Regions from separate parts of the Mus musculus genome. Here regions 1, 3, 4 and 5 are each linked to region 2. A link is a loop called in an ENCODE intact Hi-C map of the cell type or tissue named here. Cell type or tissue: left cerebral cortex. All regions are shown on one strand. Links, peaks and the distances in the headings refer to the core of each region. The heading gives the core; the rest is flanking DNA. Region 1 holds the start of Gm42092 (a long non-coding RNA gene). Region 2 holds the start of Crhr1 (corticotropin releasing hormone receptor 1). Region 3 has its middle 27 kb from the start of Gm35420. Region 4 has its middle 10 kb from the start of Gm51921. Region 5 has its middle 31 kb from the start of Arf2.

Evidence for each region. A loop is a pair of places that touch in the nucleus more often than their neighbours do. Peaks named below come from ENCODE experiments on the same cell type or tissue, not always from the same donor. Only the 100,000 strongest peaks of a DNase experiment are listed, where the experiment ranks them.
Region 1: a loop joins it to region 2, with 4 times the contacts of the local background. A loop is called at or near these places in 2 of 42 quality-filtered maps.
Region 3: a loop joins it to region 2, with 3 times the contacts of the local background. A loop is called at or near these places in 2 of 42 quality-filtered maps.
Region 4: a loop joins it to region 2, with 2.1 times the contacts of the local background. A loop is called at or near these places in 2 of 42 quality-filtered maps.
Region 5: it touches region 2 in a loop (3-fold over the local background); 2 of 42 quality-filtered maps call a loop at or near these places.

What each region holds. Positions count from the first base shown.
Region 1 is chr11:104,071,206-104,077,440 of GRCm38, reverse strand. It overlaps Gm51921 (a long non-coding RNA gene), which reads right to left. Exons shown (of 2, transcript XR_003949778.1): 2 at 2,738-4,723. Gm42092 (a long non-coding RNA gene) reads left to right here and starts at 4,302. Exons shown (of 3, transcript XR_880241.2): 1 at 4,302-4,387. In left cerebral cortex, for the core only: no CTCF peak of the experiment used is centred there; DNase peaks (open chromatin) are centred at 1,870, 2,186 and 2,506; H3K27ac peaks cover 1,020 bases.
Region 2 is chr11:104,128,930-104,135,164 of GRCm38, reverse strand. Crhr1 (corticotropin releasing hormone receptor 1) reads right to left here and starts at 2,384. Exons shown (of 13, transcript NM_007762.5): 1 at 2,061-2,384. The coding sequence starts at 2,093. In left cerebral cortex, for the core only: a CTCF peak has its summit at 3,232 (motif pointing left); DNase peaks (open chromatin) are centred at 2,101, 2,378, 2,901, 3,216 and 2 more places; H3K4me3 peaks cover 2,674 bases; H3K27ac peaks cover 1,754 bases.
Region 3 is chr11:104,000,816-104,007,050 of GRCm38, reverse strand. No RefSeq gene overlaps it. Among named protein-coding and RNA genes, the nearest start is that of Gm35420, 27 kb to the left of the region's middle. In left cerebral cortex, for the core only: no CTCF peak of the experiment used is centred there; a DNase peak (open chromatin) is centred at 3,484; H3K27ac peaks cover 980 bases.
Region 4 is chr11:104,051,648-104,057,882 of GRCm38, reverse strand. No RefSeq gene overlaps it. Among named protein-coding and RNA genes, the nearest start is that of Gm51921, 10 kb to the left of the region's middle. In left cerebral cortex, for the core only: no CTCF peak of the experiment used is centred there; DNase peaks (open chromatin) are centred at 1,759, 3,566 and 5,405; H3K27ac peaks cover 594 bases.
Region 5 is chr11:103,994,115-104,000,349 of GRCm38, reverse strand. No RefSeq gene overlaps it. Among named protein-coding and RNA genes, the nearest start is that of Arf2, 31 kb to the right of the region's middle. In left cerebral cortex, for the core only: a CTCF peak has its summit at 2,787 (motif pointing left); a DNase peak (open chromatin) is centred at 2,766.

The DNA of each region.
Region 1 (6,235 bases), core at 427-5,426, 58 kb after region 2:
TTCAACCTCTTCTATTAAGAGACTGAGAAATTAAGGCTTAGAGAGAGATTTCCAGAGAAAGAGCTTAATTTTCAGCAAGAACATTTTCTACTAAAGCCCACTTACACCCTATAGATTTGTATCAGTGGCTTGCTTCCCCAAATCACATGTTGTATATGAACACACACACACACACACACACACACACACACACACACACAGCATCCACTATTACTGAAATAAACAGCCCTTAAAATCAAGGTGTACTGAATATTAGGATGGAAAATGACCCTACCTGCCTACCCAGGCATCCAGCAGGCAGGACCCACAGGGAGAAGGGCAGGATTGGGGCATGGTGTTAGCTTTACAACACAACAGGGAGCCCAGACATAGGAAAAGCTCAGCTGCCGGGAGAAAAGAGCCACATTCTATTGTCAGTAAGATTTATGAAGGGCCATTGACTTAGTCTGAACTCTGGCATGAGACTTCCATAGACAACTCAAGATGGAGTGACTTGTGTTAAGCTTTCTTGTCTCCGAATGGAGGTTCAGCTACTTACTTCTTACATCTGACCTGTGAGAAATGAGGGCGGGCAAGCCAGGGCTCCAGGCCAGCCACATGGCAGTAACTTTTAGAAGGAAAGGAACCTGCTTTCAGTTGTTGATTTTAGCAGCTGTGGAGACTGAGCCCAGGATCTGTACATACAGGGCACGCACATTACCATGGAACTAGCTCCCACCTTCCTTCCTTCCTTTCTTCCTTTCTTTCTTTCTTTCTTTCTTTCTTTCTTTCTTTCTTTCTTTCTTTCTTTCTTTCTTCATTTATTTATTATCAAGATGGTCTGGCTATGTAGTCCAGGCTGGCTTAAGCACTTTACCACTGAGCTAGCTCCTACCTTTATTTATTTGCTTGTTTGTCCATTTGTCTATTGTCCGGATAGTCTGGCTATGTAGTCCTAGCTGGCTTCAGGTTTGCAATACCCCTGACCTCAGCCTCTGGAGCCTCTGGGAAAATTATGCTGAACCATCACACCTGGTAAACAAACCTATGGGTTGTTTTGTTTTGTTTTGTTTTGTTTTGTTTTGTTTTTCTTCCATGTTGTTTCCCTGCTCCTGCCAAGTGACCAGCCTCGGCCCGACATCTTCCTGTTCCATAGATGGAATGCTGCCTGATTCATGAATCACTAATATAAGTTAGTTAGGCCATTAAACTCAATTTGTTGACATGTTGTTGTGTTGCTGGACACATTGGTAACTGGGGTCACCATCGGGTAGCTTTGGAATCCTCAAAGCACTCTCTGAGCCTTAAGTAGTTCATGCAGAAAGTTAGGAGGCAGGGAGAGGGCTTGGGCCTCATTCGAGCTGAGCTGCCGAGCGAAAAAGCATATTCAGCCATGGGGTGGGCAAGCAGAATCTTGTCTTCCAAGCCGTGTGAAATCTCAGAACACAGGAGGGGCCATTTTGAGAGTAGAGAGTAATAGGGGCTCCTGCTGGGAAGGTTGACAGTGTGACTTGGTAAAAGCGCCCTCTCCACCTGCACTACGGGGCGCTGGCACAGAGACTTCTTCTCCCAGTGAGAATTCCTTTGTAAGGCTCTGCCTGGGCCACTGAAGCTTATGGTGAGAGCTCTTGGGTCCCCTCTCATCCACATACCCTGTTGGACCCTTGTGTTTGAGCCGCCACATCTGGCTCCTCCAGCCTTCCGTCCTTCTCCAGTGTTTACTGAGTCCCATACTGGCACATCTCTGACGCTGCACTGGCCTTCCAGAGCAAAGCCTTACACCACCGTCTTCTGTGTGGAGAATCCGAACATCTAATGAAGCTGAGCCGACGCCTCCTCAATGCAATGCTTGCTGCAGCCCCAGAGGAGAGACATCCCTGCGTGTAGCTCTGTGAACACAGCTCTGTGTTCCTTCCGGAGGATGTGTACTGCTTGATCCTGTGAGCCAATCAGAAAGCCCACTCAGCCTCGAGGTTCCCTGAAGGCAGCAGACCCCTGTATTGTTGTAGCAGGGACTTGAGATGTCACCTCCTTCACATAGGCCTTGATAGGCTGCTAAGAGCTCCTAATTTTGATTCCTTTTATTGTATTTGCCCAGCTTCTTCTTAAAGAGCCCTAAGAGCACAGCTCCAGGCCACCCCAATCCCATGCAGTGCTCTCAGCAGCCCCACTTCTCACTCACCCACTCTTCCCGCTGTCACAAGGATCCCTCCCTCCTTGGTTTTTTGCTGCTTCTCTTGGCAGTTTCCTCCAGAGAGTGATGCCCTTAGCCCCATGGCTGCCTCTTCTCTTCCTTGCTTTCAAGATTCTCTCTCACCTTTCTTTTTTCTCTGGCTTCCTATCCTCCTTTGCTGACTCCTTCATCTCTCTATCCTCCAGAGATCTCTCCGTGGCTATTAAGAGAGAAGGAAGAATGCCCCAGGATAGCTGGAGCTGTCCATCAAGGTCTCATTCTTTCTGATAAGACTCTGCATCAGGACCAGAGCAGGCAGTGGCAGTCCCTGCTCAACCACACCATCTCTGAAACCAGTTCTTCCTTTCTGGAATGAGTCAGCCTCCTTATAAAGCCCATGCATATAAATATAGCCAAGCAAGAATAAAGAGGAGCATTCTTTTTAAAAAAAAATGAAGAATGGGCTCACACCTACCAATACTAAAATAGAACAAAGCTATAGTGATTAAGGCAACACAACTAAAAAGACTCATCAATGGAAGAGAGGGAAAGAAGAGAACAAAAGTAGAAACAGTTAGAGATGTGTAGTTTCTAATGGCTGGCTTAAGTGGATTATTTATTAAACTCATCGGATAACTGCTCCCAGAATGCAAAGTTGCTCTGTAGCTCACTTCCAACAAATGTGAAATCAAAGCAGCCTGACTTACACGCTGTGTGTTACACTTACACGCTGTGTCTTACTTTTCTATTGCTATGACAAAACATCACGACCAAGGCTACTTAGAGAAGAAAGGGGTTATTTGGGTTATAGTTTTAGGGGGATAAGTTCGTGATTGCAGAGCAGAGGTAGCAGGTGGCAGGAGCAAACTGCAAATAGGGAGCAGAGAGAGACAGAGACAGAGAGATAGTCAGAGAGACAGAGAGAAAGACAGAGAAAGGGAGAGACAGACACACACACAGAGGGACAGACAGACAGAGACACACAGAAAGACTTAGAGAGGAGAGACAGAGACACAGAGAGACAGACACAAAAGACAGAGAGATAAAGAGAGACAGAGAGAGAAGAGACAGACACAGAGAGGCATGGAGACAGAAGGAAAGAGACATGGAGAGAGAGAGAGAGAGAGAGAGAGAGAGAGAGAGAGAGAGCACTGAGAGCATCACATGGCCTTTGAAAGCTCAAACCCTGCCCTTTGGTGACAAATTTCTTCCAGCAAAGCCATACTTCCTAAACCTACCCACTGTCACCAACTGAGAACCAAGTATTCAGAGACCTAAGAATATGGGGGACATCTCATTCAAACCCACACCTTTCCCTCCTGGCCTCCATAGTCTCATGGCTACATCATAAGACAAAATGCATTTAATCCAACTTCAAAAATCCCTGTAGTCTTTCATAATCCCAACAAACTCCACTGTCCAATTTTCTGCTGAGATTCAAGGCAATATCTGTACTGTAACCCCCTATAAAATAAAAAAAAGTATGCACTTTCAACATACGATAGCATAGAACATACATTACCATTCCAAAAGCTAGTAATTGGGTAATAGCAAGGAAACGCTGTACCAACACAAGACCAACACCCAACAGGGCAACTCTGAATCCTGGAACTCTGTCTGATGTCAAAGGCCTTCAGTGGCTCCACCCTTCCAGCTTTGCTGCCTCCAAGATACATCTCTTTCTCTTGGGCTGGTCCCACCTCCTGTGCAGCTCTCCTTGGCAGATGTCTCCCAGCTCGGGCACCCCATATATTGGGGTCCCACATATGTTGCTGTCTCCAACGTACATACCCAGGCTTCACAGCTTCATGCAACGGCTTCTCGGGTGTTTCATGCAGGGCCTTCCCTGCTATATGCCTGGCCTCAGTAGCGCTCTGTAACCACAGGGCACGATTCCATGGCCCCCTTTACTTTTGTGTTCTTCTTAACCCTAAGGCCAGCACTAAGGCAGCTTCATCTCCCAGGATGGGCTGGACCTTGGCTACCCCGAAACACATTTGCTGCAGCTTTTGTTTGTTGTTCCTTTCCAGGGGCAGAGTATTCCTTAGCTCTTCGTCTTTCATGGCTGGAGGCTTGCTTGAGTGGTGTCTTGCATGGAGGGCATCCCTCTTATTCCAATGCAGATCGGACCCCACCTTAATGGCACTAATATGATCGATGTGGTGCTCCTGAGTTCTCTTCGGGCCAGGGTCTAAGCCGCGCCAGGCGAGGGACGGACATTCATGGCGAATGGCGGTCACTCTTCTCGTTCTGCCAGCGGGCCCCTCGTCTCTCCATCCCATCCGTATGCCGGTGGTGTGTGGAAGGCAGGGGTGCGGCTCTCTGGCCCGAGCGCTGACCCGCGCGCACTTTTCTCAGTGGTTCGCGTGGTCCTTGTGGACGCGTCAGGCGCCCGGTTGCCCTTACGTGTTTCACTTCAGTCGTGTCTCGCTTGACCATGTTCCCCGAGCCGGGGAATGTGGCTGGTGGCGTTGCATACCCTTCCCGTCTGGTGTGTGCACGCGCTCTGTTTCTTGCAAGCCTCGAGGTGCTCCTGAAGCGTTCCAGGTTTTGCCCCCTAGGTGCCCGCTTCTGAGTTGGAAAGGGAAAAAAAAGATTATATATATATTTAATGGCACTAATATAACCAATTACAACCTCTTTTCTGACATAAGCCTTAGCTGTATAGCATTAAACTTGTCAGTGTCCTTTGCTCTCCACACTGTGCATTTTGTATTTCTTTCTGCCCCTTTTGCTCACCTTCACTGCAAACCTGTGTAAGGATGATAACTAATAACCATCTGACATAGTTAATATTAGTCTCTCTTGAAATATCTTCCACCAAAATAGTCTGTTACAAGTTCAATTTGGCCTCCAGGAGGTTCTTAAGGCATGGATAAAAGGTAGCCATATTCCTTGCCAAAATATCACAGTAATGGTCTCTGGCTCAGTTACTAATATGGCTCCTCTCTGCAAGCTCTTGAGCTTGGCCTTCATAATCCACATTGCTCTCAAAACTGCCACTCAGGCTTCTGCTAGAACTGCCTCGTGAGCCCTGTTTACGTCATTCAGCTACTTTTCTCATTCTAAGACACAAAGTTTCTTCCACATTTTTCTGAAAAACCATGTCAGGTTCTTCATAGCAACAGTCTGATAACCCCATTGTTGGGAACAAGACCACTATCACAGCTTTGAGCCAAACTGGAAGCAAGATTTAATTAAATACTTTAACTAAATCACTCTGGCCAAGTCCACTCCAGGGTCCCCCAAAAATGATGACAAGTCACATTTTGCAGAAATTTATTTTTTTATTAGATATTTTCTTTATATACATTTCAAATTTCAAATGCTATCCTGAAAGTTCCCTATACCCTCCCCCTGCCCTGCTCCTCCACCCACTCCTGCTTCTTGGCCCTGGCATTCCGCTGTCCTGGGGCATATTCAGTTTGCAATACCAAGAGGCCTCTCTTCCCAGCGATGGCCGACTAGGCCATCTTCTGCTACATATGCAGCTAGAGACATGAGCTCTGGGGGTACTGGTTAGTTCATATTGTTGTTCCACCTATAGGATTGCAGACCCCTTCAACTCCTTGGGTTGCAGAAACTTATAAAAGCACCCAAGAGAGCAGCCTTGGTTGAGAGTGGAGTATTGAAGGAACCACCCTCAGACTCCAGAGTTGTTACCAGGTAGCTCTGGCTTCCAGCCAGGCTGCTTTGACCTGGGTCTGGTCTCTCAAGATTTGGATTCTGTCTCCTTTGGTGTGTGGCATCCAATCTAACAGCTACTTTGGGGAACTGGGCTTCAGTCTCAGTGCTTTGGACATCAGCTGCTTCCACTTGTTCCTTATATAGGAAACTTATAAAGCTACCTATGGCATTTCTCATCAGGTTTAATCAGGGGGGAATCTTATGTCCTGACATACTTCCTCCTGCCTGTGTTCCTCCTGCCTACAAGTGGTCAAGTACATCCAGTGTAGTTGGGTCAGACGAACTTGTTTAGGGTAGAGAAAACATGTAGTTTGTTACTGTGTGGTTTGAATAGGAATGCCCCCCACCCCATAGACTCATGTACTTGGCCCTATTAAGAGGTGTGGCCTTGTTGGA
Region 2 (6,235 bases), core at 642-5,641:
CACACACACACACACACACACACACACACACACACACTCCACACCCATGCACACACACTCCTCATCTTTCTTGCACTCTCCCACAATGTTCTATAACAAGTTCAATGAGAAATGCACACTATAGCCCCCGAGTGACCCTTTTCCAAGCATAGCTTGCCTGCCAATCATCAGTGAAAGAGCTGGTTTTTGCACGATCTCCAAGTTCCCTAGATTCATATGTTCAAACTGATGAAACGCTCAGATTCTCAGCTGGTAGGCACTAAGCATGAGATTTAAGTTTGAATTTAACAAAACAGAGTCTTAGGCTTGGAGTACTGGGTTTGAAATCTGTGTGCAGGCGCTAAGGGCACGGTCAGGCTTGCTGACTGACAAGCTCATGGTGCCGCTTTCTGAACAAGTAGGCTCAATCCTCTATGCCTAGGATATAATTCTTACTTCTTGGACTATTATGACGACTACATGACTTAATATTTATAAAGCAACGAGACTAACACTGGGAAATGTGTACAGACCACACAAATATCACAGTCACCGACTCTCACTCCCCATTTCCTGGGCACACGCTGAATGTATCATGTAAGACAAGTCCCCCAACTCCCACTAGCCAGTAGGAACAAGAGGAAAAAAAAGTACCTTTTATCTTAAGAAACTGTGAACATGCCAAACAGGTCATTTCACACGGTTCTAAGAATGGCCTCAGAAAGAACCTTCATTGATTTCCATGTAAACTTGAAAAAAAAAATATCCACAGCCCAAATTTTTGAATTTGCTTAAGAGGCTTCATTTTTAACCCCTGTGAATTTAGATCAAGGCTCAGTACACAGGAATCCTTGGGAAAAGACCTCCATTGCTGCTTATCTATACAACCTCCAAGAGTCTCCCTAACTTCTTTGTAGAAGACTTTGGTCACCCCAAAAATAATCTCTGGCTCCAGCCCTTAGGTTCACTGAGACTCCCTTAGATTTGAAGACAACCTTTGAGTATGTGGAGAGGGGGGACATTTTAAACGCGTGGTGGTTTAACTCAAATGCTTTTCGAACAAGTAAAAGCAGTCGGCTTAATAACTGACGGAAAAATCAAAGCCAGTCAATTCGCACTGCTCCTCCCAACCACTTAGATCTTTTGAACGCAATCGCCTTTCCTGGCCACAGTTAACCCGGTGCTTCGGCTTGTGGTTCAGGAGGTCCATGTCAGCCCTGAGCGGTCCGGAGACCCAGGCATGGCAATTGGGGCTGCCGGGCGGCAGCGCCAGGCCCACTCACCTTCTCCAGCACCAGGGCTGAGGTGCTGGTACCCAGTGAGCGCGCGCGCTCCGGGACGCGCCGGCGAAGTGGCGCCTGTCCTTAGGCTGCGGGCCTGGCTGCGAAGCACCTAGCTCTTCCCGGGCTCTGTCCACCCCCGCGCAGCCCCAGATCGCCCCCAACTTTAGCCAGTAGGCACTGTAAACGCCTTCTGAAGACTTTCTGAAACTCCGCTTCTCCAGCCCGGTGGCAGGAGCGAGCCCAGTGAGAGAATGCGTTGCGCTCCGGGGGGCTGTGGCACCCCGGAGGATCGGCCGGACACTGGGGTGCGCGCACCATCGCCTCTCAGAGATGCTAAGTCGATGAAGGGCCGCGACTCGCGGGCCGCATCTATCTCCGGAATCTGAAGCTTTCTACGGAGGAAAACCGGCAGGAAAGAGCGCCTGAGACCGGGACAGGGCCGGCTCGGAGGGTGTCCAGCAGGGACAGGATCCCATCCAGAGCCTTAAGGGGGATGGCGCTTCGGCCCCAAAGATTGCAGCGATTCTTCGCGCAAAGCCGGTTCTTCGAGTGGGCGGACCCCCTCCTCCTCTGGCGCCGCAGCGGTTTCACCATCACCCATTCTTTTTCCACCAGAGTTGTCCCTCTGTCTCCGAAGCCCGGCTTTAGAGGTCCAGGTAGAGGACGTCAGGTTGAACCCCAACCTCCCGGGTGGCGCCGGGTTCCCCGATCCTCTCCTCCGGCACCCCTGCCCACGCCTGTCCCGCGCTCGTTCGGCCCGGAGCGCCTCTGATTACCCGGAGGTCGGTCCTCTCTTACCTTCACGAGCCGGAGCTGCGGGCGCTGTCCCATCCTCGGGCTCGCTCTGTCAGCGTCCTGGATGCCAGGATCGCTCCGACATCCCAGAGCGAAGAGCGGGCGGCTGCGGTCTCCGTTGGGCGGCCAGTCTCCCGGGTCGCTGAGCTGCTCCCAGGCGCCCGGCTTCGCACCCTCCCGCCCCGCCCCACCGGCAGGCTCTGGCTCGCCCTGCGCGAGCAAGTCTGGTCGCCTTCTCCCCACTCAGCTGGGCCCACAGCTACCTCTCTCCTGCCTGGATCCCGCCTAGCCCGGTCGCCTCCCCCACGGTCCGCCTGCCTCTCGCCTCTGCTCCCCGCCCCCTCGCCTCGTGTCCCCTCCTCTTTCTCCCTCCGCTCCCCTCCTGTCCCTCCTCCGCTCCTCGCCCCTCCGCTGGCTGCAGGCTCCGGTCTCCTCGGTCCACTGCCCAACCCCGGCCCGGATCCCCGCACCCTGGCCGTGCTGAACCCCCTCTCCCCGCACCCCGGCTTGCGGCAGTGCGCGGGGCGCACAGGCGGCGGCGGCTGCCACCGCAGCTAGGGAAAAACCGGGGATCCGGGAGGCGGCTGCTGGAGAGCAGGCAGCCTTTCTTCTCTAGCCTCCTGTGAGGCTGGATGTCCGGACCAAAAGAGTCCGGGGGATCCCGGGGTACTTGTGGGGCTCGGGGGGCGGGATTTAGAAGGCTAGTAGGCGCTGGGGAATAGGGCGATTTCCACAAAACTCAGCCTGCGTGGAAAAAGAAGCTGAGAACTACATTTGGGTGGTTCCCGCCCTGCAGCCATCCAGGAGGTTCACCTCCGCCCCCAATTTAGTGGGGAGGGGAGGCCGGGCCCGAATCCCCCTCCCGATCCGCGCGCCTTTGGCCTAAACACACCTAGGATGTGCTGGGACACTGATGCTCTGCGGCGGGAACCCTTCCTTTTTGAATCCTTCGTTCGTTCGTTCACTCATTCATTCATTCGTTTTTGGAACTGAACGTCTGTCTTTTTGGTCCAGGCCCCAAGATAAGTGGTGACAGCGGACTGGGCACCTAGTCTGTAAGGAGGGGAAAGCAGGGCGCGCATTGCGCCGCAACGCTGTGGACGCAGCTGGGAATCCAGCCCGAAGGGCGTGGAGGGGGCCACAGCGCCCCCTCTTGGCCAAGCTCTCGGGGCTGGAGCGGGCTGTCCCGCCAGACCTCCGGGTCTTCGTCTAGGTTGGCTTTCTAATTCCACTTCCAGCCTTAAAACCAGCTCTCGCCACCTTCAGGCCAGTTAGGTGGATTGTTCTTTTGATTTCCTTCCCCCATCCCCCTTTCCTTCCCCAGCGAGAGATAGAGAAGGAGAAAAGGAGTGTCGGGGTAGAAACATCTTCACCTCTCAGGTCCGGGTCTCCATCTTGAGTACACAGAAGCACAAAGAGAGAGGCAAGGTCCTAGTGGGGGAACCAGCTTATTTTAAAATGTAGCGGAGCTTGGCGACTCTGGACACTACTTTGTGCAACTCCCCTTCCTTACATTGTGTTCTCAGCACACTGGACAAGATCCACAGCTTAGAGGCCCAGGCAATAGTCATTTTGGAGCTGGAGTTGCTGTAGGTCATGTGACAGTTTACTAGTGAGGAAACTGAGGCACAGGGGAGCGTGGATTGTCCAAATCCCCACAGTTGGCACCCTCCTTCCTAATTCCCAACTCAGTGTCCCTGGCGGTCTTGGCTCGGATGGGGTAGGGGTGCAGAGTCGGGCGGATCATTGATTAAACCCACTGGTCACATTGGCTTAGCCATTGTGCATGCACAGTTCAGTGAAGCAAAGTCCTGAAGTCTTCAGTTCAAAGCAGTGACTCACATCAGTCAGCCCCAGAGAGATGGATGTCTGGACATACTAACCAGACTGCCGACTTAGAGTACCCGCTGTTACCAGCAAAAGGGAAATGCAGAGTGACCAGGTAGCCTACTAGTCAGGCAGATGGGGCTGGAGTCTAGGCTCTTCCAGGTTCAAACTGAAGAGCTCTAGAAAATGATTTAGCGGGGGCCTCAATATTCGTGCTTATTAAACAGACACAGGAAGGCGCACCTCCTAGGGTTGTTCGTGAGGAAGTGCTTGGCGTAGTGTCTGATATGTAGTTCCTCTCATGGTCATCATCAAGATAGAGTGGGCCCGGTGTTCTTCCAGGAAATCCTTGGCAGGAAATAAATTCTTGAGAAGGGCCCTGGAACCCTGGACTGAGGGATGGGAGGAGGGAGGGGAGGGGAGGCTAGCTGGTCCCCAGGGCCAAATCTCAGTCCTGGCCTTGGAGCACAGTCCCTGGAGGAAGGACAGCCCCAGGGCTGCCCTTCTCTGGATTCTGATTCCTGGGGCTCAGTAAGCAGCAGATTTTGGCTCTGAGCTCACCCTCCTCCCCTTGACATGATCTTTAAATATGCTAATGCCATCAGTTCACAGAAATCGCCTCTGGTTCTTCTGGCTCTGAGCCTCCTCCCTGAAGTGTCTCCAGCCAGTCCAGCTGTGTCCAACACAGTCACCCTGGTTGTGTTAATTCCCTGACCTAACTAACCTCTGTCAGGACCCCAGGCTGAAGCCGGGGCTTGGGTTTCATGCCAGGATCCAACTTGTTCTGAGAGCCACAGTTCAATAGTTCACAGTATCCCCTTGTATTTGTCTGGAAACTGCAAACCTTTTACTTTCCAAAGCTTGGCTCTGCTCTGCTCTGTAGCAGCTCTATGTCTGCCATCATCCCGTCCCCACAGCCTGATGTTCAGGGCATGTCCTACAGTCTCACCACACTCTTCCCAGAGGAGCCTTCTTTCCCCAGATGGAGACTTCCCACACTCTCTTTCTATCCCCCCCACCCTCCTTGCCCTCTGTTCAGTCTAGGTCCAAGCAGGAATCAGCTTTCTCTCCAGTAACACTTCCAAAGAAAGGAGCAGCATACGTAACCCAAACAGTCTTCTAGATATCAGATAGATGTAAAGTCGGTGTGTGTGTGTGTGTGTGTGTGTGTGTGTGTGTGTGTGTGTGTGACACTCCTCTCAGATTACCTGTGACTAAGAACCAGGCCTAATATTTATTGCAGCAGGGTCTCAGTAGCCCAGGCTCTCCTGGAATTTCCCTCTCTATCCCAGACTGACCTCTAACTCATGACAATTTTCTTTCTTCAATCTCCCAAGTGCTGAAATTACAGGCACGCTCCATCAAACCTAGCTATTTTTAATGTTCTAATTGGTCACAGGTGACGCTATTGCAAATACAATGGGAATAAGTGACTAGGAAGTGAAATTAAAAATAAAAATAAAGGCACAATTAAAGCCCGAGAGGATCCAGTAGACCCACACAACTCTACCAGGTTGCTTTGACATGCTTGGATGCTTATTCTCTGTTTTCCGCTAAGCTTGTCACACCTTGGCAACACAGTTGGCAGACCCACATCAGTGTATAGATCATACTTGCCGTAGCCCCAGTCTCAAGGATGGAGCCAGGGAAGTAGCCTTGCAGAGAGAGCTGTCTTTAAAAATCCCAGGGACACTGGGAGACAGTGTTAGTTATTCCACTTAATCAACAAACATTTAATGAGCAGCAACTATATGCCAGTCACCGTGGGATGCCAACGCTAATAATGATTAATGTGCCAGGGTCCTAGTCCTCAAGGTGTTCACAGCTTGGAGTGGGATACAGACACTCGAATAAATTATTAAAAGCTAGCAAAATTGGGTCAACAATAGGCAGGGCACACTATGGCCACAGAGGCAGGAATATTAATCCTTCCTGGCCAATAGGGAAGAGTCTATAGAGGAGGCAAGGCTTTTGCAGGATCTGGAGGGAGGGAGGGAGGGAGGGAGGAAGGGAGGAAGGGAGGGAGGGATGTATCTGTTCAGTACCATATGCCCCTTGCTCTCAGTAAATACAGTGTGTAAAGTGCTTTATGTGCAATGCCATCTCTCCCTCTCCTCCCTCCCCCACCTCTCTCTTTCATCAGGGTTTTTGTTTGCTTGTTTTGTTGTTTTTTTTCTTTCAGGATCTGTGTAGCCCTGGCTGTCCTGAAACTTGCTCTGTAGACCAGGCTGGCCTTGAACTCAGAGATCCACCTGCCTCTGCCTCCCAGGTGCTGAGGTTAAAGGTGCTTACCACCACCCAGCCATTTAAATTATTATTTTTTTTAACATTGTATTGATTATTACTCTGTG
Region 3 (6,235 bases), core at 598-5,597, 130 kb after region 2:
GGTTACTAAGCAGGTGAGACGGGCCTCAGAACTATGAAGGGTGTATAATTTTCTGTTGGCTAAAAATTCTAAGAGAAAATAAAGCCCTCGGAGTCTGTCTGCAGACTGTAGGGATTGGAGGTTTCCAGACACGGTGGCCCAGACAGCTCAAAAAGGTCCAGACAATGTCAGGGACAACTAGGGTGATGGGGCTGGGAGCTGGGCTCCAAACCGAGTGTCCAGGTGCAGTGCCACTGATAGTGTGGTAACATTTGACTCCAGTCCCACCAGAGGGTGACGGGCTGACAGGTGAATGCAGGAAGAAGCAGCCGAATCTCCCCTTCCAAGGCTGCCAAGCTCACTGCAGTTCACTGCACAGGCAGGAAGATTCCCTGCTCAGGGCAATGGCCTCTCTGTACACAGGAGCAGCCTGCAAAGGACTGCTTGCATCCCAGATGTGCTGTGCCAGATGTGCCGCTCTCTCATCTGGCTCTGTTCTTCTCCCCTCCTCTCCCTTGTCACCATCTGCATGCTCAGACTCCAGCTCGGAGGCAGGATGCTTAGCCAGAACCAGACAGAACCAAATGAGGTCAGTGCCAAATTGACGAACCCCAGAGGCAGGTGGGGGAAAGGCCAGCACAATTCCTTGACCTCGTGGGAGCACTCAAAATCTTTCAGTGGTAAGATTTGGGGAAGGAAACACTCAGAAAATGATCTAGAAGGTGGAAGAGCAAGTTTTTGAGGGAAAACAGAAGTCTACTAGACTGGACTCAGTCCATAAAGCATTTACCTTGCAAGCAGGAGAACCCATGTTCCACCCCCAGCACCAACATAAAAACTCAGTATGGTTCTATGAAATCTCAGCGCTTGAGGAGCTGGGGGCAGGAGGATCACTGGGCTCTCTGGCCAGGCACTCTAGCTTAACTGACGCTCTTCAGGCTAATGAGAGACACTATTTCAAAGAAGGTGCACAGCATTCCTGAAGATGATACCCAAAGCTGTCCTCCCGGCTTTGCATGCAATTGGGTCTGCACATAGACATATAGACATGCATTCACACACATGTGGATGTGCATTGAACACACACACACACTTAAAAACAAAAAGAACTCTACTGGCTTCTGGGGAGTTGTGGGTTTGTTTGTCCTGGCCAAAGGAGAACAGAGCTGGTAAATTTAAATTTATCTCCAGGTTCTTCATTTTCGAATGCTCCTTTTCTCCATCTTACATCTGTTTTGAGTATATTCTTATACTATTATTCTTACAGACGACACCCAAAATAGCACAAGCTTTAGTCTTCAAAATGCCCAGATCACCCCTGGCTTTCAAACTATGAGGCCCCAAAGTTGAAGGGAAAAAAGATCCCGGAATCAGAAGGATGTTGTGGTTTGAATACGAATGTCCCACATGGGCTCCGGGGTTTGAACACTTGGTCCCCTGCCGATGGCGTTGCTTTGGAAAGCTGTGGCACTTTAGGAGGTGGAAGCTTGCTTGAAGAAGTAGGCTAATCAGGGTGGGGCTTGAAGTCTCATAGCCCAGCTCCACTTCCTGTCTGCTCTGTTTCTTGACTGTGGGTGCTCCCACCTCAACACCTTCCCTTCTCTAACGGATGACACCTCCTTACAAACTGGAAGCTAAAGGAAACCCTTCCTCCCTTAAGTGGACTGCTGTCAAGGTGTTTGTTTTGTCTTGTGCTTTTGGTCTGTGTGACAAAGTCCTGTAAACCTCGACTGGCATAGACCTACCTGCTTAACTAGCCCCAAACTCATGGCAATCCCCCTGCTGCCGCCTCCTGGTTATTGTGCCCAGCTAGTCACTGAATTTCACTGTTCACTTGTGACTGTAGCATCTGACTACAACCCACCCTGACTAATATAACTGGTACCTTTGTCCACTCATCCCCAGCTACCCTTAAGTTTACCTTTCCATGGGAGCTTAGACGTTGATACGAGCATGATACCAAGGTAGATCTCACTTTAAGGAACCTGGGTTCGAATGAATCACTCCACCGTCCCAGAGTCTCCGAGTCTCCCAGTTACAGAGTAGTATCAACTCTTTCCAATTCTCTCTAGGTCAAAGATCTATTCCCCCAATCAACTCCTGTCCCTTCTCAGGATTTTCTTCCATTTTCTGACAGTATTTTCTTTTTTTCTTTTCCTTTTTCTTTTTCTTTTTCTTTTTCTTTTTCTTTTTCTTTTTCTTTTTCGAGACAGGGTTTCTCTGTATAGCCCTGGCTGTCCTGGAACTCACTCTGTAGACCAAGCTGGCCTCGAACTCAGAAATCCACCTGCCTCTGCCTCCCAAGTGCTGGGATTAAAGGCGTGCGCCACCACGCCCGGCCTGACAGTATTTTCAATGGAAAAAAAAATCTTTTCTGTGTATGACTGTTTTGCCTGCGTGTTATCTGTATACCATGTGCACGCCTGGTATCTGTGGAGACCAGAAAAGGGCCCTGGATCCCCTGGAACTGGAGTTCCACACTGTTGTAAGCCACCATGCAGATGCTGGGAGTCAAAACCTGGTCCTCTACAGGAGCAGCCAGTGTTTTTCACCACTGAGCCATCTCTCCAGGCTCACTTTAAAAATATTTTATTTTTTAATTATGTGTATGTGGGTTGGTAGGGGGTAGATATGTGCACATGACTGTGCGTACCTGCAGAGGCCAGAGGCACTGGACCACGCTGGAGCTGGACTTACAGGTGGTTGTAAGCAACCGTCCATGGCTGCTCGAAATTGAACTTGGGTCTTCTGGAAGAACAGTATTTGCTCTTAACAACTAAGTCATTTCTTTAAAATCTTTTGTTTTGTTTTTCTAAGAATTAGTGTAGGTCTGGAGAAGTGGCTCAGAGGCTAAGAATGAGTAGTGTCCTCTTACAGAGAGCCTGGTTTCTGTCCCCAGCAGCCATGATGGATGGCTCACAACTGCCTGTAACTTGGCTCTGCGTGAGTCAAAGCCTCTGGCCTCCTTAGACACCTGTATTTACATATAAATACCCACATGGAGACAGAGCCACATAATTAAATAAAATACATCTGTGTGGAAGCATATGTCTTTTATCCCATCACTCGGGAGGCAAAAGATATGGGTCTGTGAGTTCCAGACCAGCCAGTGAAACTTTGTCCCAGAAAAACAAAGCAAACAAACAAAAACAAAAAAACTTAGTAACTTAACATTTGAGAAGTCGTTGCTGCCCAGCTTTGTACAATACAGAGTAAGCGAAGTCTCCCGCTTCCTATTTTGTGTTGCAAAACAACAATGTAGATTTAAGTTTCTAATCTTTCAAAACAGCAGGGAGCTGGTGCCCGGCTCTAGCCAGGAAGAGCTAATACTGGAAAGACCAAAGATAACAAGGGCAGTGGAAGATATAGAGATAAAGGGAAGGCTTGTGCACTGTTGCTGGGAGCGTAAATTAGCACAGCCATATGGGAAACAATATGGAGTTTCCTAAAATAAATAAATAAAAATAGGCAGTGGCTTATGGAGCTACCGCCACGTAGCTGTGCTAACCCCGCCCACTCTTCTTGCTCAGAAAAGCATTAGCCTTCCTTTTTCTTTTGGATATCGCCATAGCCTGGACATGCTTTCGAAGACACTCTGGGCTGGCTCTCTTTTCCTCTGAAGCTTCTGAAACTACTCATCTTCTGCCACGTTGGCTGCTTATGAAACAGCCGATCTTCTCACATCTTCCTCCTCTGGGGAGCTTTGGAGATTCACGTATTTACCTGCCTTGGGGTTTTCTTTTAAACCCTAATAAAAGTGTCCCCAAACTTCAAAACCAAATTAATGAAGTGAATTACAAATAAGCCAAGTTCGGTGCACAGTCCTATGATCCTAGTACTTTTGAGAAGTGGGAGCAAGGAGAGGCACATATTTCAGGTCGGTCTGGGTACGTGGCAAGATTCTGTTTCAAAAGACTAAGGACAGGGCTCAGAGGTATAGTGACCTCAGCGCTGGGGATGCAGAGAGAGTCTCAGAAACTAACACAGAGACACCTGAAGTAGACACTCAACATCAAGCTTTGTGTGCACACACACACACACAGAGTTGATCTCATGGAAGTCTAGAGTAAGAATACTGGTTTCCAGGTACTGGGGAGAGAAGCAATGAGGTGAGCCATGGTTGTAAAATTACAGTAGATACAAGGGAGAAGTTCTGGAGGGCAGTGTCACAGAAGGGTGAAGGAGATCGTGTAATATCAAAAATATCTAGAGAATAAAAAGATCTGGCATATTTTCAGCATTAAGCAACAATGTGTCAGGAGCTACACTGAACTTGATTTAAGCAAAAATGCATGTGTATAGAAACATCCCAAGGAACCCCAAGAATGTGTCTAATTTTTATGGGGTTTTTTTTGCGCATTATCTTACAAAAAAATTTAATTCATGTTTTAAAATTCTTAAGTCTTTGACCTCCATATTTCAAAGGTGGCAAATCAAATACATGAATGTCTTGTTTCTTGCAGAAACCCTACTAAAATGTGACTTAGGCGAGGGAATCAAAGGAGATGGAAGGGATGTGTCCACAAGAAAAAAGGAATTGGGGGGGGGGGGATTTCCAGCACAAGATCAAAGCTGTCAAGAGAGTTTTGAAGCTGGGAAGCAGGGGGAGGCCTCATGGGCACTGAGGCATTGGAAGACCATGTGCCCACCCAGGATGTGAGTGAGGATGGAGCCAAGACAAGCTGTGGAATCTTGGCACGGCCTGAAATCTCAGGTACTGGGCACTGCAGAGACAGGAAGGAGATGTACCAAGGAAAACCTGGGTGACGTGCTGACGTTGGTATGAGGAGCCACCTCACATCTGTCATCTTAGCACTTGGGAGCTGGGGGCAGGAAGCTCAGGTGTTCACGGCCATTCTTGGCTACATAAAGAGTTCAAGGCCATTTGAGATTTTCTGAGTCAATCAAAAGAAAAAAGTCGGACACCCCAAGTTCCCACCTACACTCAGTTAAAATCCCTTTTCCAGCCATGTTGAAATACACAGTAAATTATTGCTAACGCTGGTACCGAGCTGTGCTATAGGACATCAGAACCTTTTCTCCTCTCCTATTTCCTACCCAACGTCCCCAGGTACATAAAATAGCCCTGGACAAGACTCGCTGCTGCTGACACTGGGGATCCCCTGCCCCCAAAGAAGTGGCCAGGTCCTCTGGCTCTGCGAGTGAAACGTACAATGGCAGCTGACAACCATGCAGAGTCCACTTGACTTCATTCAGTTTGTCTCTCTACATCACTCCTGGTGCTACAGAGCACAGCCAAGAGCCCGAAGAGCATCTCCAACAGAAAAGACGGATGCCAGGTCAGCAATAATGACCAGCACAGAGAGAAACTTGAACCGAAAATGCCGCAAGATTGGTCAGTAATAGCTGTGGAAGGATAAAAAAACGTCAAGAGGAGATGTGTCACCCATGAGCCTAAACAAAAGAGAAAGGACTCGTTCAAATCAGGATGTGGTAAAGGGTACTCATCTCTGAAAATTTACTTAAAATAACAAACAAAAAAAACCTACTGAATTAGCTGAGGAGATGACTCGACAAAATACTTGCAAGCACAGGGACCTACGTTCAATATCCAGAATGCACTTTAAAAAAAAAAAAAAAAAAAAAAACACCTGGGCTTTACGTTTTAATGGTGTTAAACACCAGAGAGGTAGAGGCGCTCACTGGGCAGCTGGTTAGCCTTACTTAGTCATGCTCCAATGACAGACCTTGTCTCAAAATAGATGTGGGTGCTGCCTAATATACGTTCCATTAGCAATTTGTTGCATGCGGTTTGAGCTCACTGAGCAGCTGCCTCTGAAAGCAGAAGTGCCCCGCCCCCTTTTAGATACAAGGATGTTGGTCTAAGGGTGTCCTGCACGGACATGGACTGGCCCCCCAACTCTGAATGGGGATGAAATAGAACAGCAACAACCCAAGAGGGAAACCCCAGGGTTCTGACACCCAGCTAGAAGGGGAACCATTCTCAATAGAGGTCGCTGTGCTCAACCCGTGGTACAAAAAGGACTCAAGCATGGGAAGAGAAGCAGGAAGTTCAGCCTTGGAGGGAAAGCTCTCAGCCAGGAGCACCCCAGATGACTGCCTCAACTTCCCCAGTCGGTATCTGCTAGATGTTATGAGCTTCCCATTTCGGCTATCACTTCTATCTGCTGTTATTTGTTCTTTTACTTGGATGTGTCACCCAAGGGGACCCTGATCTGCCCGGGACTCTCTCTATCAGAAACTCCAGACAACTGACTCAAAGGGGCTTCTTTAG
Region 4 (6,235 bases), core at 530-5,529, 77 kb after region 2:
ATTTTTTTTTATCATGGGGACAGAAATAACACTTACATATGGTCTGAGAGCATAGAAACTGTAGGCAAGGCCAGGCGAGGCAGTTATGTACCTGTAACCCTAGCAGTCTGGTGGGAGTGGCAGGAGGGTTGCCCAGAGTTTGAGGCCAGTCTGTGGAAGACCTTGTCTCAGAGAACCTAGAGATGAGGATGGAAGCTGAAACCAGAGAGTTATGTCATGCGAAGAGGTTAAGAAGGCAGCTGAGTGTGATGGCAGACAAATAGAACCGTTCAAGAGGGTGTCAGGGTACCCCGCTGGCCCAGCTCCAGCCTTTGAACACACCACGAATAGAATACAGTTTGAATCAAGGTGGGCAGATTGAGAAGGGAAGGTCTGAGGGGATTGAAGCTGCCCTAGTCTCTTGTGCCAATAGACAAGAGTCTCTCCCCCACCCCAGATCCCTGGTTCCTCTGAGCCTTGGCCAGCATTGTTCATTGCCTGATTTCTGAGAACCCAGCTCAAGACTCACTTCCTGTAAGAAACCTCCTCCATTCTCCCTACCTCATCTGACCGCTGTGACTCAGGGGTTGCTCTAGACAGGGGTCGAGTCAGGGTAGGGACCACAAAGATTATCTGTAGCATGCAGCTTTTGCAAATCCTGCTTAAGCTCTGAGCAGACCACAGTACCAGCCCCCGCCCAGAGAACATTGGATCTGTGGATGAAACACCACACACACACACACACACACACACACACACACACACACACACACACACACACACGTTGCTCAATTTCAACCTGCTTTATTGGCTCAGTTGCTGGGGTCTTCTAAGCCTTCCTTGGCTAGCATGCTCTTCCCAATACTGTTAGCTCAGCACCTCTCAACCTGCTCTAGTTTCAGTTGCTCAGTTACCTTTAGTCCCAGCTCAACACCCTAACCTCCTGTCTGGAGAAGCAGCCGTAGGCGCCAGAGATCTCACATGGCTGGTCACCTTCCCCCCGCCCCCCGAATCATGGTGCAAACTCTCTTCCTCCTCTGCATCTATTTAGACCAGGCTGGCCTTGAACTCATAGAGATCTGTCTGCCTCTCTTTCTCGAATACTGTGTATGCCACCATACTCAGCTTCATGAACACTCTCATTTCACTACAACCTGGGTAGGACACAGAGTGGACTATCACTTGTCTGCATGGCTGCCACTACCACTAAGGAGCCGAGCTAGGTCTTGAACTTGGCTCTCTCAAATCCAAGTCTGTGCCCCACTCTCTTCTCTGTATAGCTCAACCTCCTCAGATCTCTGTGTCTCCCTGCTCCTGCCAAGGTGTAGGGTATAGAAGGAAGGCAGCAGCCAGAGCATGCAGGAGTATATCCCTCCCCTCAGACTCCACAAGAGGCCACATGGGTGTCACTGCCACAGTCTGTGACTAAACAGTCACTTTAGAGTCTTTCTCTGTGGCAAACTTAGATCTGGATATCGTATGCCAGCTCAAGCCCTTCCATGACCTTGTAGGTGGGAGGCCATTGGCTGGAAATTCCCAAGGCATTTCTCCAATCTTGATGGCCAAGAAGAGCCAAAGAAACCAGGACAGAATATCCAAGGGACCACCAAAGGCCATGTACTGTACACTCCCACTCAGAGAGAGGCCCGAGCTGGGAAGGGTCACTAAGGCCACCTGACATCAGTGGGCAGTCCCTTGAGCTGGCAGCTGTCCTCGGGCAGGTGAGGCTGTGTGAGCCCCCTGCATCACCCACATCCCTTTGCTGAGTCATTTTCTCTGTCATCTGCTCCCACTCACAGTGAGTCACTAGTGCCAATTGGCCCAACGTGCCTCCTCATCCTTCTGCAGGTTCCAGCCCCTGGTGCAAAGGGGACTCACGGGGACAGAAATGCTGAGCCAAAGCCAGCGGTGCTGCTTCTGAGTAAGAACGAGTGATAGGGCCTAGAGGGGGTAACTCTTGAGACCTTGAAGGCAAAGGCTCATGGGAGTTCACCAAGGGCAGCTCTAACACCTAGACAGTAGTGTGGTGATGGTCTGGTGCCACAGGTGAGAGGCAGCTGTTGACACTCACTCGCTGTTCATGCTGGTGTTGTTGGGTTCCTTCCGAGGGTCTCGAGGCTCTGGGTGGCATCTTTTCTCCCCTCCACAGTTATACCAGTGTGGCAGAACTCTCAGGGATGGGTTGGGTATGTGGAGTCTGCTGGGACAGCAATCGAGAATAACAAGTTGATGGACTGAAAAGAAAAAAAAAAACACTTCTATTCTCCAATGTAGTGTTCACCAAATATTTAAGCTCTGTTCTCCTTCTTCCTTGTAGGGAGACAATTATACAGCCTGACGGCTCGTCCCGGGGGCCGTGGCTTGAGTTGGAACTAATTACTTATTACTAATAAACATCAAATTAATACACTTGACCAAATTAAAATTAATTCAGAATAAACCAGAATAGCTGAAACAAAATCCCTTCTCCGTTGCGCCTCTCATGCTTACACACACAGTCACGTGAACTTATGAACTCCCCTGAAATCTGTCAAGCTTTGGGAGTCCCAAGACAAACACCCAACCCACAGAGACCCTGTTTCATGACTGATGTCTCGATTGCTCCTGTTACAGCAGATCAACTCTGACATCAACCACCGCACAGTCCTACATCACCAAACATCTCACACCTGCGCCCCCTTGGGTCCCCAGAGCCCACTTGAGCTCCCAGCACAACTTCCCAATCACCTTTGCAGTGCATGGTTCTTCCATTGCCCTACCAGTCATCACCCAGTACTTCTTGGGCAATCTTTCCACTTGCTATACTGGAGTTGATGTCTTCTTTTCTCTTCCTCTCTTTTAAGACAGGGGCCAACGTACCCAGGCTGGCCTGGAGCTCACTATGTAGCTGAGGAAGACCTTGAACTTCTTCTGATCCTCCCAAATGCTGGGATTGCTGGCAAGTGTCTCTACACCTTGTATATGTGGTACTGGGGATGGAACCTATGGCTTCCTGCATGCTCGATACACTATCAATTGAGCTACATCCCCAGCCCCAGAGTTGAAGTCTCATTTTGCTACCATTCCCTCCACACCACGTTCCTTTTGGAAGGCATCCCATCCTTTCACAAAGCCTGGTGGTGATAATTTATCTAGAAGGATGAAAATCTATCCCATCTTCTCCCAGGGTGGTAAGACAATTATGCCGTCGTGTCTCCTACTCTCTCCCTTGGGAGTCAATAGAAACAGAAGGGGGAGCTTCCCAAGGGTTCAACTGTAACTAAGGTCATTGTGAGAGAGGATAGGAGGAGAACAACAGTGTGGATGGAGAATTTTCTGAGTGTTCACTCTCAGCAGGGCAAGGCTGCAGCCACTGGATGGGGATACATATTTATCCAGTGTCAGTACAGTTAAGAGGTGGAGTGAATCTGCAGCAATCAGCACGATCATCTATCCAATTCTTTCTGTTCTAAAGAGAAACGGAGAGCCACGGATGGGTGACCTGCCTGCCAGTCACAGAGCAAAGTGGCCAGCGATCAGTGTCCTGAGCTGATGAATAGTAATTCTCCCAATTCTAAAGCTGGAGCTGAAGCATTTCCTTTCCTCCTGAATGAATGGATCACCACAAAAACACGGCGCCTGGATGAAGATGCCCGAGCACCACCTCCTTCTGAGGACACTCACAATCCTTAGTTGGAGGGGGAGCTCAAAGTTGCAGGCAAAAATTACTCACCGGTCATTTTCTTAAAAAGACTTAGCTGAAAATCTAGTTTCATGCTTGCTTTTCAAACATAGCATTAGCACCTATATTTAAACTACTGCAGTTAAACCAGATAGATTTGTACCAAGACCTTTAGGCTTTCTACTCCTGAAAAAAGAGGGGATAAAAATGGGACTAGAGAAATGGCTCAGTGGTTAAGAGCACTGGCTGCTCTTCCAGAGGACCCAGGTTCAGTTCCCAGCACTAAGATGGTAGCTCACAACCAGCTCCTGGGGTGATCTGGTCCCTTCTTCTGACCTCCACCAGCCCTAGGGCATGTGGTGCACACACACACACACACACACACACACACGCACATACTTATATGAATAAAATAAAATAAATTTAAATTAAAATAATGGGATAAAGAGTAAAGAAATTGAATTTAATTATAAAGTGGTGTTCTTTTTTATTTTTGTTGTTGTTGTTATTTTTCCCTTCAAAGGGCCTATACCAAAAAAACGGTCTGCCCTTTCTAAGACCACAAGATCTCTCTCTTCTGTGAAGGTTTCTGAAGCGCATCATTATTTGGGCTATTAAGATCGTTTCCTGTGTTTTCTCCTGTAGTTTATTACTGTACTCACACTCCCAGAAAGGCCTTTGAGGGCAGAAGCCAGGTTCCCAACTCCTTTGGGTTCCTTGTCGCAGACAGCCAAGTGCTAAGCCCACTGCAGAACCACGGAGACTCATTGTTCTGCGCACTGCCCATTCAGCACCTTGGACAGAGGCTCGCCGTTTCTTTCTGTTGTTCCCTGGCCATTTCTGGTTCCTGTCTCTCTTGATTCTTTTTCGAAGACAGTCTTTCTAAGCAGCTCAGACAATTTCAATCCTTCTGTCTCACCCTCCCAAAGTACTGTGACTGTAGACATGTCTCACCACACCCAGCTTCTTTCCTGACTTTTGTAAGGATGCCTCTCTGAGGAGTCCCTTTCCTCAAGCCTGCCTTTCTCTTGGGGAGATGGCCTAGGAGCCAAAGCTGTGCTATGTTGGGAGGAGTAACCTGAAGTGGAAGCAACAACACAGCACCTTTTGATATGCTAAGGAAGATAGACCATCCACCTCATACACCTGCTAGACTCATCTCCCTGGAGGGCTGTTGCACATATCCCAATAGTGCTGAATCTGGTCTATAACCATGAAGTTACAGGCTAGCAGCACACTCGAGCACATGTGGCAGTGACAGACAGAGCCAGGGGCTGCACTAGACTGAGCTAGGCAGCCCCTTGTGGCATGATGCATGGGGAAAGGACACATGAGGAGAAGGTCAAGGCTGAGGACATCATCAGTTGTGGAAGTCCAGGACCTTTAGCACACAAAGACTTACTTGTAGGACAAGGGCAGGGGCAGCAGCTGAGACTTCAGGGACCATTCAAAGAAGATGCAAGGTTGGTGTAAAGAAAACACACAGAAGAGATGAAGAGATAGGCTCTGGGCAAAGGCTGTGAATCACAACATGGAGCTAACCCTTCTTTAATGTGGCAGCTGGGGCAGAGGGAGATGGGCATCTCTTTGAGGTTGTGGTGCCAGTGGGTAATATCATGTGGCAGGGACAAGACATGATTTTCAGCCAGCAACTGCCCCTTTAAAGGTCATGCAGTGCTGGTCCAGAGCTGGAATTAGCACATTGGCACTGCCCAGTAATTTCAGAAACCTAGTTAGTTGGTGACTGTGTCTTTGCCATGGCTATTACTCAGCAACAGAGACAGAACAGTTATCACTCATAAGGCACACAATGATGCTATTACATTCTAGCCTCCTCTTCTCCCTCTACCTATGTCCTAGCTTCAAAGATAACCTAGAAATCCTTCCAGACCAATATCCCCATGTACCACTGCTGCATGAATGGGAATATGGCTTCTAGTGGTTATCAGAGCTAGGGTCTCTCCCTCTCTCCCTCCCTCCCTCCCTCCCTCCCTCTCCCTTGTTTCTCAACCTCTTTGGATTGGGTTGCCTGGGAAACAGACTGAAGTAAAAATCTACATGCAGCACATTTATGGAGGATGCTTTTGGCATCAACTCCATAGGGTGGGGCCCAGGAGAAAAGCGAAGGAAGTGGATAAGGCAGACAGAGGGGTGGACCACACGAAGCTTCAAGTGGCCAGGTACTCCGCAGGCCTGAGAGGACTCTCCAGTTATCCTGTCCTGAGGCAAAGGGATGGATGGCAAATGAAGGCTTTCTGAAGATGGAATGGTCTTGAGGTAGGGAATGACTCTGACTGGCTGAGCCAATCCATGGGGACACACCCAGCTGAAACCACTCTCAGGAGCAGCTGAAGCGAGAACCTTGTAAGGTGACATCTGGGTCCTAATGACATTCTACCAACCTGTGAGGGACCAACAGACTTGAGTGATGTCAATGAAGGACACATATCAGAATGCCTGATGGGCACATAGTCTAAAAAGTTGCCTAACGGGCTGGAGAGGTGGCTCTGTGGTTAAACACACACACACACACAGAGCTCTTACAGAGGACCTGGATTTGGTTCCTGGCACCAATGTCAAGTGGCTCATGACTGA
Region 5 (6,235 bases), core at 334-5,333, 130 kb after region 2:
TCCACTCCTACATCCATTCATCTGCTGCCTGCTATCTATTGTTTTACTTCAGTTAGCTGTATACTTTATAAACTCACTTGTTCAAAACTAAAAATAAGGCCATCATAGAACATTCTCCAGACTTTGCAGAACATGGTGCCTAAAGAATAATACCTAAGGTTGTCAAGATTGTCCTCTGGCGCCGGGCGTGGTGACGCACGCCTTTAATCCCAGCACTCGGGAGGCAGAGGCAGGCGGATTTCTGAGTTCGAGGCCAGCCTGGTCTACAAAGTGAGTTCCAGGACAGCCAGGGCTACACAGAGAAACCCTGTCTTGAAAAACCAAAAATAAAAAAAGATTGTCCTCTGGCCTATACACACACGAGAGAGAGAGATGCTCGTACATAAGCAAGCACAAGTGCACATCTCTGTCTGCTCTCTTATGGCCTCTTTGACATTCTCTCCTCAGCACCACCATCATCTCTGACATTGTCCTCCTTCCTTCCCCTCACCCCCTGTATCCCTTCCAGTCTCCCCTGCTGTCTCTCCCTAACTGGCCACACACAAGGCAGGGCTTTTCATTTCTTCATTTATGAAATCATTTTCTGTTCTCCGCTCTCCATGTTAAGAGCAAAAACAAGCGGAACACTTTGTTTCTGCATGGCAAAATCAAATTACAATGCTTTTGTGCTTTTCCCTCGGTGGCCTCTGAGGTGCCTCCCTGGATTTCTGCCTGGTAAGCCCTGTGTCCCTCCTTCTCCAATGGGAGTAATTTAAGATATGTAGGTTGTCTCAAATGGGAATAATAGGCTTGGTTAGTTGGAGCTCAAACTCACCATTGAAAGATCAATCTAAGCTGGTCTTGTCTACTTATTAGAAAGTGGGAGGGGGAGTTTAGATCTTTGGAATCCAAAAATCCAATCATTGTTCTAGAAAGCCTTCTATCCAGCTGGTAGTCTATAAACACCATTACCCTTCCAAGCACGTCCGGGACTCTATGCCAAGCCTCTAAAAGAAGATACTATCAAAACATGAGCAGAGGTAATGGTGGCCACACCTGCCAACCATGTGGAGAAATCGGCCAGCTATTTGGGTATGCATCAAGAACACACTCTCTGTGGGGTGGGAGGATAAATACTTAAACAAGTTGTAATCTTTCTTTGTCCCCCTCCCTCCATCCCTCCATCCCTCCATCTCTCCTCCATTTTCTTGAGGCCAGAAATCTAGCTCAGGCAGGCCTAGAAATCACTATGTAACCCAGGCCAGCACCAAGTTTATAGTGATTGTCCTGTCTCTGCCTCCTGACTGCTGGAATTCAGGCATGTTCTGCCATCTTAGCTTTGAATAATGACCTTTCAGTGTGACAGCAGTGGTGAGAAACGTGACAGATGGCATCAGAGCCGCTCTGTCCTGGAGCATTGAAGAAGCAAGGCAGCCGGGACACTGGCGATAGATGAAGGCAGTGGGAGGTAGGGAAGGGCAGGCTCTGCAGAGGAACAGCATGCACGGGGCACTGGGATGTCTAAGGATGTTCCTTTGTGGGTCTCAGGGATGTGACATGATTGGGGGTTTATCCTACTCCACCACAGAGCTTCCCAAGCCCTTATGACTCCTGTCCCTACAGTGTTTGGCCCAGAATCTGTCCTTGGCTCCCTAATTAAGGAATTTTGGGATGTGACAGCTCTTCCAGCAACCACCAGCCCCAGGCTTGGCTTTGTTGCCCAATCTGCTCTCCTCTTGGGAGAGAGAATCCCAGCTGTCCCTGGAGCCTGAGAGTGAGCAGCCTTGTCTCTTGTTGTGTGATGGCTATCCCAGTCTCTAGGGTCTCTCTCCACGCTGCTCGCCCTGTGGTGGTGAGAACTACAGGGCTTTCGAGTTGCTCAGCAAATCTATCATCTATCTATCGATTTATTCATCCATCTATCTACCACCTATCCTTCTTTTTATGTATCTATCTATAGTCTATCATCTATTATCTATCATCTATCATCTATCTACCTATCTACCTATTTATCTATCTAGTATATGTGTGCACACTCACCTACTACAGTATGTATCTATCATCTATGTACCTATCTATTATCTATCTTCTATCATCTATCTATCTACCTATCTACCTATTTATCTAGTATACGTGTGCACAATCGCCTACTACAGTATGTATATGGAGGTCAAAGGACAACTTGAAGGAGTCAGTGCTTTCCTTCTACTGTGTGGGTTCCCAGGATTGAACTCAAATCGTTGGTGCTCTGAGCAAGCCTCTTTCCCCCATGAGCCAACTCACCAGCCCAGGCCTTTTTGTCTTTAGCATTTGATCACCTCCTTTCTAGACTGCCCAGCATTAGCATGGTTGAGAAATGAAGTCGAAACAAAAGAGTTTGCCACAGTAGCCTCCCAAGTAGCTAAGAGGTTCCCCAGGGACTGAAGGGGCTGCAGGCATACTGCCGGCTACAGTTCCCACCAGCAAAATGTGGGTCAAACGGCTCCGTTTTGGGCGTGGATAAAGGGTCTAGCAAGCGGGAGTAGAGCCTGGGCAGGAGATTCCGGCAGGACCTTCAGCTGCATTCACTGGAGGGGACAGAAAGGAAGGTATAGGAGAAATCTTGCTTCCAGGTAAGTGGCCCCAGGAGAAAGCAATTGTGATAGCTGGGGATCTTGCAGGAGGGACACATACCCAGGACATATCATACAGGAAATCTCTGCTGGTGTTACCCAGATAGCTAAAAAACTCTGTATGAACATAGTTGGAGCAGCCCCAGGTCCACCTCTACCACCGCTCACTAGGACACAGCGCCACCTACAGGAAAGCCCTTGCATGAACTCTGGGTCTATCAAGGCCAGTCTGAAAGTTCTGTGACTCGAAGCTTTTATGTGATGTTTGCCAACAGCAGAGATGAAAGATCCAACATCTGGGCCCAGCCCTTTCCAGCAACCCCCTGTTGGTAATTCGGCCAGGTATTGCTATGCCCATTCGACAGATGGAAAAACCTGGTTCCTGAAAGCTAGAATCAGCCAGAGAACCAGGCAGGATTGCAGCTGGGGCCTTCTGCTAAAAATCCCCATGCCCTGCTGTCTCTCTCCACACAGAAAACAGGAAAAGAGAGGTGTGTGGTCAGAGGAAAATGGAACAAAAGTCTGAGGGTTGGAGGGTCTCAAGAGCCAGAATTTGTGGCTTGGTTGGGTCTCCGGTTCACATGACAAGCTAACCCACTCCAGCCAGAGAGTTGAGCTGTCCCCAGGCAGAACAGCTCATTACAACACATAGAAAATTGAGCTACTTAGAAAGGACTGTTGAGGTGGGGTGCGTGGATTTTTTTTTAAACAGCTCAAAAGCTGGCAAGATAATTGAGGACATTATTTTTTTCCCCCTTCTAGAGCTTGTCTCAGCGATAAGCCCTTGTCAGCCAGAATTCAGAGGCCAAGGCTGTCTTCTTTCATGCGAAGGAGATTCTCAAGCCGTCTAAATTCACCAATTTTCCTGAAATATGAAACCTATAATTTCCTGAGTTGCGTTCTGTCACTTGGCCTTTCAGATTCCTGAGTTCATATTTAAGTACTGTCAAAAAGAAAAAGAAAAAAAAAAAAAAAAGCTAGTGGCCCAATTGGGTCAACATTGGTGGTTAGTGTTCAATCAGCCACGTGTGAAGTGACCACTTAGAGGTGGTTCATAGTGAGTGTATCTCTGGAACACCTTTGTCCACTGTTCTAGCTTGTTTTTCTGTTGCTATGACAAACACCATGACCAAAAACAGCTTGAGGGAAGAAGGGATTTATTTCGACTTACTCTTCCAGGCCCCAGTCCATCATTGACAGACGCTAGAACAGAAACGTAAGCAGGAACTCAAAGCAGAATCCAGAGAGGAGGTCTGTGGCTGGCTCGCTCGCACAATGGCTCATGATGAATTAGATTTCTCCTATTCCCATTTTTAAAGATTTGCTTTTGCTTTATTATAGGTATATGTTTGTGTGAATATATGCACGTGTGAGCTGATACCTGAGACCAGAAGAGGGCACCGGGTTCCCTACAGACGGGGTTTCAGGCAGCTGTAACATGCAAGTTGTAAGATAGATGCTTAGGAATTGAACTTGGGTCTTCTGAAAAAGCCACCTCTCCAGCTCTCAGCTAGCTGTCTCCACAGCCTAGGAATGGTGCTGCCCACAGTGGGCTGGGCTCTCCAACATCATTCATCAATAAAGACAATCTCTCACAGACATTGCCGTAAGCCAGTCTGATTGGCACAATTCTCCACTTAAGGTTCCCTCTTTCCAGGTGACCTTTGGGTGTATCAAGCTGACAATAAAAACTAAGACAACCACCCATTTACAGATCTCAGCAGAAGTTTGTTCTGGGGACAGAATCTTGTTGCTACAATCCCCAAATGCATAGCAATTTTGTCCTGGTGGAAGTCTAACTGGAAGGCGGACTTGCCCGCCGGGTAGTACTGCTTTTCTTATCTATGTGTGGAGCCTTCAGAAGTGGCTGGGCTAGCCCCAGCAACCTCACTGTTTAATATTTATGCAGCTTTGTCCCACTAACTCAGAGCCTTCCCTAGTTATGCTCCCCAATTAGCCAACAGCATCAAGTAATTGCCTATCGAATACACATCACTGGTATGTCTGTTTCGTGGTGCAAAGAAAATATATTCTTCTTTGGGATGCTGGTCTCCTTGGGGGAGGTCTTCAATCAGATGACTACAGATAATACATATTGAACAGTCACTGTGTGCAAAACAGATGTCTGAGAACACACACATCTGAGAATAGATGCCCATTAGAGAATTTCTGCAGTTGGTTAAAAACGAGAAAGAAAACACGTTGCATTGTTCCGGGGTCTTCTCTACCTCACTCAGCCAGGAGAACAAAGAGCGCGCTGGTTTTGAAGCCCGGGGAGCTTTAGCACATATGTGACAGGCAGCCTGCAGTGCGGATTACTTTAAGGAATGGGCTGGTAGAGACCAGAGAGAGAATTTACTGTGATGGCCCTTCCTCTGCTGAAAGACACACCAAAGGGCAAAACAATTGCCTTTAGGCTCCTCTCTGAAGGTTCTTCAAACTCATAGCCCAGGAGGAGAGACTAAGAGATGCCACCACGCCTGGGCACATTATCCTGGGCTATTGTTCATATCCCAGTTCCCGTCACACTTCCAAAGACAAATGTCCAGGGGGGAGATGGCTTAGCAGTTAAGTGGTCGCTGGCAAGCGTGAGAACTTGAGTTTGGATCCCACATACGATCTGGGCACAATGATGAGAGACAGGGGTTCCTTGGGGCTTGGTAACCAGCTAGCCTTGCCAAATCCATGAGCATCGGGCTTAGCAAGAGATGTTGTCTCAAAAACTAAGGGGAGAGCAACTAAGGAAGACAGTGTTGACCTCTGACCTATATGTGCACATGCACACATATGCGCGAGTGCGCACACACACAACCAGATATAAACACACATACATAAAAAAATATAGGCAATTTTCTATCCTTGGGCCCATCTGTTTACCCTAAAAGTCATCCATCATCCAAATGATCTACACCCTCTGCCTGCTCCTGCCCTAAAGGAGGTGTAAGATGTGAAGCCTTGCCAGAGTGGGGTGACAACCCTCCTGTCATTTGCCTGCCCATGTTGGATTCATGAAGACCTGATAAAGCTGTCTATAAGCTTCACTTCTCTGTCTGTCCATGCTAGCAAGTCTTCCAAGGGTCAGGCTCCTCTCATCCCTACAACTTCACGAACTAACGTACCAGATGTTTGTTGAACATACCCTGCCTGCCCCCAGGTTGGTCCTGGGAGAGGACTTTGTAAAAGCACAGGATCTTAAAAACAACAACAACAACAAAACTCTTCTCTCATATATTATATCCTGAACACAGTTTCCCATCCCTCCTCCCATCCACTCCTCCTCCCATTTCTCTTCAAAAAAGGCAGGCATCCCATGGATATCAACCAAACGTGGCATATCACGTTGCAGTAAAACTAGGCACCACCCTTCCTATTGAAGCTGGAGGAGCCAAACCAGTAATCAGGAAAGGGTCCCAAAGCAGGCAGAAGCGTCAGAAACGTCAGAACCAGCCCTCCACCCACTCTCCTCCCCGCTCTCACTATTAATAGACCAAGGTACACAACTATAACATCTGTGCAGAGGGCCTAGGTCAGACCCACGCGGGCTCCAGGATTGTTGGTTCCATCGCTGTGAGCCCCTAGGAGCCTTGGGTTAGGTGGCTCTGTGGGTTTTCTTTGGTGTCCTTGTCTCCTCCTGTTCCTGCAAG